Regions from separate parts of the Homo sapiens genome. Here region 1 is linked to region 2. A link is a loop called in an ENCODE intact Hi-C map of the cell type or tissue named here. Cell type or tissue: Calu3. All regions are shown on one strand.

Evidence for each region. Peaks named below come from ENCODE experiments on the same cell type or tissue, not always from the same donor. Only the 100,000 strongest peaks of a DNase experiment are listed, where the experiment ranks them.
Region 1: it touches region 2 in a loop (2.1-fold over the local background); 2 of 110 quality-filtered maps call a loop at or near these places.

Annotation. Positions count from the first base shown.
Region 1 is chr4:103,205,053-103,210,052 of GRCh38, forward strand. No RefSeq gene overlaps it. Among named protein-coding and RNA genes, the nearest start is that of CENPE, 9.2 kb to the left of the region's middle. In Calu3, no CTCF peak of the experiment used is centred here; a DNase peak (open chromatin) is centred at 2,819.
Region 2 is chr4:103,304,124-103,309,123 of GRCh38, forward strand. No RefSeq gene overlaps it. Among named protein-coding and RNA genes, the nearest start is that of CENPE, 110 kb to the left of the region's middle. RefSeq lists an enhancer at 2,745-3,262. In Calu3, no CTCF peak of the experiment used is centred here; a DNase peak (open chromatin) is centred at 2,888.

The DNA of each region.
Region 1 (5,000 bases), 99 kb before region 2:
TGTCACCATTTTCTCATCCATACAATGAGATAATTGGATGAGAAAATTTCTAAGGGTTTTTTTCAGCTTCAATAATTCTATAATGTCTTCATTAAGGAAAGAAAATTGAATCGCTAAGAGAATAGATTTTAAGTTACTCACACAAAAATATGTGAGGTAATGCATATATTAATTAGCTTGATTTAGCCATTCCACAATATATACATACTATTAAACTCATATTGTACCCCATAAATATAAGTACTTTTTGTCAGTTAAAAAAAATAAAAAAATTTTTAAAGGAAACTTGTTCAAATTGAGTATGGATGAGTGTAAAATTGAATACAGATTTGTGAGGGAGTAGGAAAAGTGATCTGTGTTACCAAGAAAATCTAAGATAGTCACAATGTGGCAGAGGATGATGGCAGCCCACCAAAATCTATTCTCTTCTTTCTGGCCAGAAAGCAAGATTACATTCCCAGCCTGCCTTGCAGTTAAGGGCCACTTCTAGGCCTATATAGAATTCCAGGGGTGCACTTTTCCTGCCTCATCCTTGGTGAGCATCCTTTCTCCTTTTCTTCATTGATTCTTCCAAATCCTGACCACTTTCTTCAAGCCCAGGTTTCATCTTCATCTTTATTGAGAAATCAGGACCATCAGGCAAGATGTCTCAACTTCCAGGTTTCCCACCCTACCTCCTGCACTTCTACTGATTTATATCCTCACCAACTCTTCCCTCTTTTCATGCACGTCCAGAGTGAAGTGTCTGTGGTGTCTGAGATGAGCCCTTCCATTTATGTCCTTGGCTCCTTTCTCTCCAGTGTCCTCTACATCCTTGCTCAGGCAGTTATTTTCTCTCTTATTTCAGAAAAATGCTAGAAAATAACAAAAAGAATCATCTGTAATTTCACCTTAAAAATTATCTAAATTGCCTAGTGAATGTTCCTTCTATTACCCAGTCATCAAATTTCATCTTCCCTAAGGTAATCTATGTTAATTAAATTTATATTTCTTGAATATATGCAATAAATCTATGTGGATAACCAGATGTTTTCATATTTTCAAGAATAAGATTATTCTGTAATTGATCTAAAATTTGCTTTTTACACTAACAAATCAATATATAGATCTGCCTTTTATATTGGCTGCATAATATTCAATTATATGGCAGCATTATAGTTTATTCAACCATTTCTTTCTTTTCTTTTCTGTTTTTTGTTTTGTTTTGTTTTTTTTTGGAGATGGAGCCTTCCTCTGTCACCCAGGCTGGAGTGCAGTGGTGCGATATCGGCTCACTGCAACCTCTGCCTCCCGGGTTCAAGTGATTCTCCTGCCTCAGCCTCCCCAGTAGTGGGGATTACAGGCACCCGCCACCATGCCCAGCTAATTTTTGTATTTTTAATAGAAACAGGATTTCGCCATGTTGGCCAGGCTGGTCTTGAACCCTTGACCTCAGGCAATCCACCTGCCTCGGCCTCCCAAAGTGCTGGGATTACATGTGTAGGCTACCGCACCCGGCCTCAATCATTTCTTTATGTATATTTAGATTGTTTCTAATTTTCAATATTGCTTATAATACAAAAATCCATCTGCATATGTCTTTCCATACTTACGCTTTTATTTTCATAAACTAGATTGCTAGAAGCTAAAATGCCGACTCAAATGATGTGCTTGTTTTGAATTATAACAAGTACTACCAAATTACTTCTCAAATAATTTGTACCAATTATATTACAACCAAGAGTCTGTGAGTGTCCACTTCCCCATTTCTTCATCATCACTGGGTACAAATCAATATTTCTAATTTTTGTCAATTTTATAGGAAAAAGATATTTTATTTTCATGTGCAATTCCCTGATTACTAGTAGGATTGAGCATCTCATCACTGTTTATTGGTAATATTTATATCTTATTTTTTGCATTGTACATTTGTACTGTGTAGTCCTTTGCTCCTTTGCCCAGTTTTTTTTCATATGGATTGTCCTTCTAATTGACGTGTTATAAGTCTTTAAGTATTACAGATTACCTATCTAGCAAATATTTCCATTTGGTCAGTCATCATCTTCTAAATTGTCTTTGTGTAAGGTTTCTTTATAGCGTCCTTGTTTTTGTCCATTTGGGAAATTCTTCCCTACTTTGAGGTTATAAACATGTTTTATTACTTTTTCTTTTAACTTTTGTTATTTTATTTCTTTCATTTACAAATTTAATTCTTTCTTGTGGCTTTTGTTTTTAACTCTCTTGATGGGTCTGTCCACTCAGTGTATAAATATTTTAGGTCTTTTTTTTAATATATATAATTTGAAAGCTTTTCTTTGTGTTACCCTGCATGTATCTGAAAGCCTTTCTCATTTCTTTCTTTTAGTCTATGAAGTAATTATATTTACTGTCTCACTTCTTTGTTTTCCATTTAATCTTCATATACTTATAATTTGGCTTACAATCCTACTGTCATGTTAATACAATTAATCTATGTGCACCACAGTAAGTAAATTTCTGAACCAAATGGACATTTTTCAGTGCTTTGGGGCATTTTTAGTGCCTTTGGGCATTAGGTAGTCTCCAAAGATGGCTGCTTTGATTTTCTCCCCTCGCTGTTGTGCATTCACCACTCTAACCATCAAAAGATGGATTCGATTTACCCTCGTCTTTAATCTGGTCCTCTTTCTTCCTAGCACAGTAGTCTCAGGATAGCTAAATTTCTTACATGATGGCTGGCTTTGCAGAATAAGATGGAAGCTGCTAGGCCTCTGAAAGTTTAGGCCCAGAGCTGGCAGAGTCATTCCCACCGTAATCTCTTGGGCTAACTTCACAAGCCCAAGCTAGCCACGTGACGAGGCCACATGGAGGAGCTCTAACATGCCAGACACGAGTGAAGCCTCTTTGACCTTCCAGGTTAGACCAGTTTCTGATCAATGCTGCTTTGTAAATTTCCCTGGCTAATGCTGCATAGAGCCAAAGAAGCATCCAACTAACTCCAGTTGATCCCCTAAATTGTGAGAAATAATAAAATTCAGTCTCTTTGGTGAATAGTTCTAATGAAGTTTGACAAATACACGGAATTGTGTGATACTCACCAGAACAGTTCCATCATCCTCCAAAATTCTTTTGTGCTGCTTGTTTGTAGTCAACCCTCCCTTACATCCAAGATTTGGAAACCACTGATCTGTTTTGTGTGCTACTTTTGCCTTCTCCAGAATGACATAAATGGAATTTTACAGTTTATAGCTTTTTGAGCCTGATTTCTTTCACTTACGTTAATGGATTTCAGATTCATTGTGTTATTGTATCAGTACTTTGTTCCTTTTAATTGGTGAGTAGGATTCTGTTTTTTGGATTTATCACAGTTTGTTTTATTCAATCACCAGCTGAAGGACATTTGGGACATTTGTTTTCAGTGCTTAGAAATTTTGAATATAGCTGCTAGAAACGTTTATACACTGGATTTTGTGTGAACATCACTTTTTATTTCTCTTGGATAAAATATCTAAAATTTAATTTTATAAGAAATTGCCAAACTGTTTTCCAAAGTGGCTATACCTTACATTCCCACCAGTAGTGAATGAGTTCCAATTGCTTCACACATCCTCATTTGAGTTTGGTATGGTCATTAAAGAAAACCCCTAGACATTCTAATAGGTATATAGTAGTATATCATTGTGGTATTAATTTGCATTTCCTTAGTAATTAACGATGTTGAGCATATTTGCATGTGCTTACTTGCCATATATATATATATATCTTCTTGGTGAAGTACCTGTTTAGATAGTTTGCTCACTTCAAAAAATTTGATTGTTTTCTTACTTTTGAGTCTTGAGAGTTCTCAATATATTCTGGATTCAAGTCCTTTACTAAATATAGAGTTTGCAAACATATTCTCTCAGTTTGTGGTTTTTCTTAACAGTGCTTTTCTCTTAACAGTGGCTTACACACATCAAATGTTTATAATTTTTTGAAGCCCAGATTGTAATTTTTTTCTTTCATGAATTGTACTTTTGGTATAATATCTAAGAACTCTTGGCATGACCCAGAGTTACAAAAATTTTCTTCTACGCTTACTTTTAAAGTTTTATAGGTTTACATTTTAAAGTAGATCTATGGTCTATTTTGTGTTAATTTTTATATAAGGTGTGAGATATAGGTTGATATTTACTTTGGGGCATATGGATAGTCATTTGTTCCAGCTCATTTGTTGAAAAAATTGTCTTTACTCCATTGAATCACTTGTGTACCATTGTAAAAAAAGTCATTTGATCTTACTTATCTGGTTATATTCCTGGACTCTGTATTCCATTTCATTGATGAATGTGTCTATCTTTAGTTGTTACTGTTTTAAGCCATTAAATTTTGTATTTGTTTGTTATACAGCAAAATGTAACAATATGTGACACAGTCACTGTGAAGAACTTTGAAAGGGCTGAAATTTTACTCCTCTTGAAAGCTAACAAGTTAGTCTGCCACAGTTTCATGAATCCTGGTGGAAGACTCAAGACTTCTGGGACAAGGATGAAGAAAAATTTACTAATCAAACCAATAGCCATAGCCAAAGTATTTGCATTTTTGTGTTGGTTTTCTAAACCCCAATTCCCATAAGGTGATGCAAAGAGGGCCAGGTAACACCTATACACACAGGTATAATTTAATCACTGATGCACAAGAGATACAGTAATACCACTATTAGTATAAGTGGTAAGTGACATAGTAGTTCCACTGATGTATTTCAGCCTCCCCTTCTTTCTGTGGCTGATTTTTTTTCCAGAATGAGGTCAGACATTATCTTCCAAGCAGCCTCTGGTTATTTTATCTTCTGAGTTCCTGTAGCATCATATGTAGTATTATGACTGAGTATTTTATCTTCCTTATTAGGCAGTGAGCTCTTCGAGAGTAGGCTCTAACTCATTTTCCTTATACTCTAATTTGTCAAACTATTAAAACATTTGATGTACTTCCTTTTGAAGCATCTGTTGATACAGTTACCATGCCTTCACTATCTTGATGATTTCACAAGAAATGGAACAAAT
Region 2 (5,000 bases):
GATTGTTTCATGGCCAATTGTGTGGTCAATTTTAGAGTATGTACCATGTGCAAATGAGAATGATGTGTATTCTGTTGCTTTTGGCTGGAGTGTTCTGTAGATGTCTTTAGGCCCATTTGGTTGTGTTGAGTTGGGTCGTGCATATCATATCTTTGTTAGTTTTCTGCCTCAATGATCTGTCTACTACAGTCAGTGGGGTGTTGAAGTCTCTCACTACTATTATGTGGTTATCTAGGTGTCTTCATAGTTCTCTAAGAACTTGGTTTTTGGATCTGAGTGCCCCAGTCTTGAATGCATATACATTTAGTATGGTTGATCTTCTTGTTGAATTGAATACTTTACCATTATGTAATGGCCTTCTTTATCTTTTTTGATTGTTGTTGGTATTCTTTTCTTTAAGAATGCTGAATATAGGCCCTGAATCTCTTCTGCCTTGTAGGTTTCCTACTGAAAGGCTCATGTTAACCTGATGAGGTTCCTTTTGTAGGTGACCTGCCCCTTCTCTCTAGTTGCCTTTACTATGTTTTCTTGCACATTGACCTTGGAGAATCTGAAGACTATGTGTCTTGGGGATAGTTATCTTGTATAGGATCTTGTAGGAGTTTTCTGCATCTCCTGAATTTGAATGTTGGCCTCTCTAGCAAGGCTGGGGAAACTTTTGTGAACATTATCCACAAATATGTCTTCCAAGTTGCTTGTTTTCTCTCCCTGTATTTCAAGGATACCAATGAATCATAGATTTGGTCTCTTTACATAATTTCATATTTCTCGGAGGTTTTGTTCATTCTGTTTTATACTTTTTTCTTTATTTCTTTCTCACTGAATTAGTTTGGATAACCAGTCTTGAGCTTTGAGATTCTTTCCTTAGCTTGGTCTATTCTGCTGTGGTCTACTTGTGATTGCATTATGAAATTCTTGTAGTATGTTTTTTAGCTGTATCAGATCAGTTTTGTTCCTTCTTTTAATGGCCATTTATTGTTTCAGCTTCTGCATCATTTCATTGTAATACTTAGATTCCTCGGACTTCAACTTTCCCTGGAATCTTGATGATCTTCATTCCTATTCAAAAAATTGTGAATTGTATGTCTGTCATCTTAGCTATTTCAGCCTTACTAAGATACTCTGGCTTTTTGAGTTGCCAGAGTTCTTGAGCTGGTTCTTTCTCACTATGTGGGCTAATGTTCCTTTAACTGTGATGTAATTTGAGTACACTTTTATTTGATTTCTTTTCTGGATGTTTTCAGAGGGCCAAGGCTTTGTGTAGGGTCTTTATTTGTAGCTGACTTCTTGTCCTTGGTTTCACAGGAGGGCATATTAGCAAAGTATTTTTGGTGTTGAATTTTGGGCTTTGATCCAGTAGATGGTGTTTAAGCATAATGGCCAATAGCTAGGCTCTTGCTTGGCCACGTGGCTCCTCTGTGTTTCCTCATGATTGCGGCTGTGCTCCCACTCAGTGCTTTGAAGTTGTGGGCTCCTCTCCTCCTTCAGTGCTGGCTGTAGATCTTGGCTTGGTATACCACAGCCCTGGAGTGAGCTCAGGCTTTATGTTCCTTCCCCAACTTGGAGGCAGCAGGGCAAGGGGCCTTGGAAGTGGCTGTGGCAGAGGCAGAGGGGCTTTCATTTGTTTCTTGGGGCTCCACTCAAAAGAAAAGCAGAGCCGCTGCCAATTGGTGTGACTGGCCTGGGGTGGGGCAGCTGTGTTGTGAGCCCAAGCTGTGGGGCCCTGCCTGGTGATGAATTGGGGGTGGGGAGCTCACAAGGGAGATAGAGTGGTCTCTTTTCCTTAGGGAGACTGCAGCTTGCTGGAGTTGTGGGTAAAGCCTTCAGGATCTTTGTTCCTTCCCCATTCTAAGGGCAGTACCACTGCAGTGGCAGGTGCAGAGGGACTTTCAGTTGCCTCTGGGAGCTCTATCTCAGAGAAATGCAGAGCCACTGTTAATGGAAATGTTCAGCCATTTCCATGTCCAGCCACTGGAAATGTTCAGCAGTGCAGGAGTGGCTGCACTGCTGGCTTGAGCTGGGGGGCCCTGATTGGCGAAGAGTGGCGGGGGGGGGGGGGGGGGGTGGAAGGATCACAGAGAGGAGAGACTGGGCTCCTTTCCATATGACAACAGTGAAGTGGCCTCATTGTTTGGGGTGACACCCAGAGCTTTTGGTCTCATGGCCAAGGAAATCAAGGATGTGACACACCAAGGATGAGGTTGAGAATAGAAATTTAATAGGAAAAAGAAAGAGAACAGCTCTCTGCTACAGAGAGGGATCCCAGAAAAAGGGTTGCTGTACTGCAGTGAAATGCAGGGGTTTTTATAGACGAGCTAGTGGGGAGGTGGTATCTGATCAGCATAGAGCATGAAAAACCAGTTAGGACCAGGTGTGCTATCTACTTAGGGTACAAATCTCTGGTAGCCCCCCACCCCAATGTTTTATTATGCAGGCAGTTCCTCAGCTTGAGCTATTCCATGTTGCTTATTTCTTTCTTACTGTGCATCTGCTAAAAAGGGGAGGTGGAACCCCCATGGTGGACGTGCCTGGTCCTTTGTAGCCCTTTCTATCTGTGCAACGGCCAGCATCCCCTCATGCAAGCTTCCAGCTTCCTTATCTATGTTTGCAGCCCAATCTTCCAGTTGCTGTTTGTTAGAAAAGAAGTGATTTCTTGGGCTGCTTTTTGTGAGAAGCGAAGTTCTGTCTGGGACTATTTGCCCTCACTATCTGTCTAAATCATTTTTATCTACTCCTGTATCAACATTGGTGTGCTGGAATTGCAAGTAAAGTTCCTAGGCTCTTAGTCGGGTGGCAGCAAGGTCAGAATCACTTCAGTGGCAGTGACAGAGCGGCTGTTGTTTGCCTCTGGAAGCTCCACCCCAGAGAAACAGAGCCGCTGCCAGTGGGAATGTTCAGCTGGGGGTGGGGCAGCTGCTCTGCAGTCATGAGCTTGGGGCCCTGCCTGGTAAAGAGTCCGGGGTGGCGGTTCACAGGGAAGAAAGTCTGGGCTCCTTTCTGCATGATGGCTGCCATGTGCTGGGGTGCCAGCATAGCGACCACACCCTTTCTTCCTCTCCCAGACCGAGAGCAGCAAGGGCAGTACCACTGAAGCTGCAATGGCAGAGGGACTTTGGGTTGTCTCTGGAGTTTCCTCCCTGGAGAAATGCAAAGCTGCCACTGACTGAAGTATTCAGGCTGGGGCAGAGTGGTTGTGCTGGGGGCCCAGGTGGAGAGGCCCTCCACGGTGAGGAGCAGCTGAGGCACGGACCTGCATCGAAACAGACTGGCCGCTTTTCTGTAAGGCAACGGAACTATGCTGAGGGTCCATGTTAGATTCTAATCACTGCTTTTCCTCTGGAGTCCGAGGGTAACAGGAGAGAGGACTGTGTAGCAGCAAACATGAGAGCCTGTCTGCTGCCTCTGGTAGCTGCGTCTCAGGGAAGTGCAGAGCTGTTCCCCGATGGAGAGCTCAGGAGTGGTTGGGGTGGCTGCATTACGGTCCCAGGCCAGTGGGCCGTGTCCAGAGAGGTGCAGTAGAGGTGAGGCCTGCTGTTCATCCACTGCTCAGTCCACGGATTCGGCCCCTATCCTGGGGGCATGCTAGGGATCCTGGCCTCCGATGTTGCAGGAGCTGCAGCTGCTGGTGCTGGGATGCCCAGGGATCAAAGAGTCCCGTACTTCTCATGTGCCTGAACTGTGACTGTGCCCAGACTCCACATGGCTGTCTTTTTCAGTCTGGAGGCCCCGGCTGGGGGAGAGTCATGGGGGAATCTCTTGATTTCAGGGTTGCAAAGTTCCGTGGCAGAAATGTGGGTCCCTAGGAACTCTCACTAGCTCACTGTTTCTTCGCAGTGGGAGTCTCCCATGGCTCTGCGCCACTCCTGGGTGGGTGGCTGTCGTGTCTCACTCTTCTCTGTTCTACATAGGTCGTGTTGCTTCCTTGATGATTCCCAGTGCGTCCTCCTGGAAGATCCAGTTGAAGAGCTAGTATTTACTCAACACTCTTCTCTCTGTGAGAGCGGCCCACACTAGTTGCTCCTAGTCATTTATCTTGGCCGGAATCTTCTCTGTTCTCTGGTTATCTCCATGTCTGCCCCCTGCCAACACTGACACATTAAAAAAAAAAAAAAAAAAAAAAAAAGATGCCTTGGAACAGTTCCAGAGGATGAAGTTTTTTTCTCACTATTTATGGGAAACGGGGAGCTTCGCAGCCAAGCTCCTCTTCAGCAGCAGCACAGACCCCTGCCTCTTGCCTCATTTCTCACTTCCACCCTGGAAGTTGCAGAACACGCATGTGCACTGCACAGGCCTGTGAAGGTGGGATCAGCACGTCCTGCCAGGCACCATCTCCAGCGCAGGATACTGGAGCTCCCTGTTGAGCAGTGCAGGTTATATAGAATAGGTTAGGAGTTAGGGCATAGGGCTTGGGTTAGGTGTTAGAATCTACATGGCTGATTCTTGCTTACACTGTTGAATTTACTTTTGAGGACTAACCTGAAAAATGGTTTCTCAGATTCCCTTGAATCACAACTTTACAGATATTTTTTGACATTTTGGCAGTAACAGTTTTTATAGTGAAGGTAATATAAAGATCAGGATGAGATAATACAGTCACCAATAAAAATATGAAAATTGTGAGCTTGAGAAAGCTGACTCTGGGGATTGAGAACATGCTTTGAAAATAAGACCAGCTATTATACATTTAGATGTTAAAACTGAATGAGATACAGAAATCAATTTGAATTTTTGGGTGTCAAGTTGATATACTTCAAGTGTCTAATTGTTTTCTAATTGACTATAAGATGATTTTATTTTTCAGAGAAAAATACTGTTGAGAAAACAGAGAAAGATTTTCTTTTGCTGCTATTTTTTGCTATTAGTTTAGAGGAGCTGAAGGTGGCAAAGTGATAAAAGAGTGCCTCAGGATTCACACAAAACTTAATAGATATTTGACTCATAAACCCACGGTGTGGTAAACCTATTCCCAGGTCAGAATACAACAGTCTTTGAGCTAACTT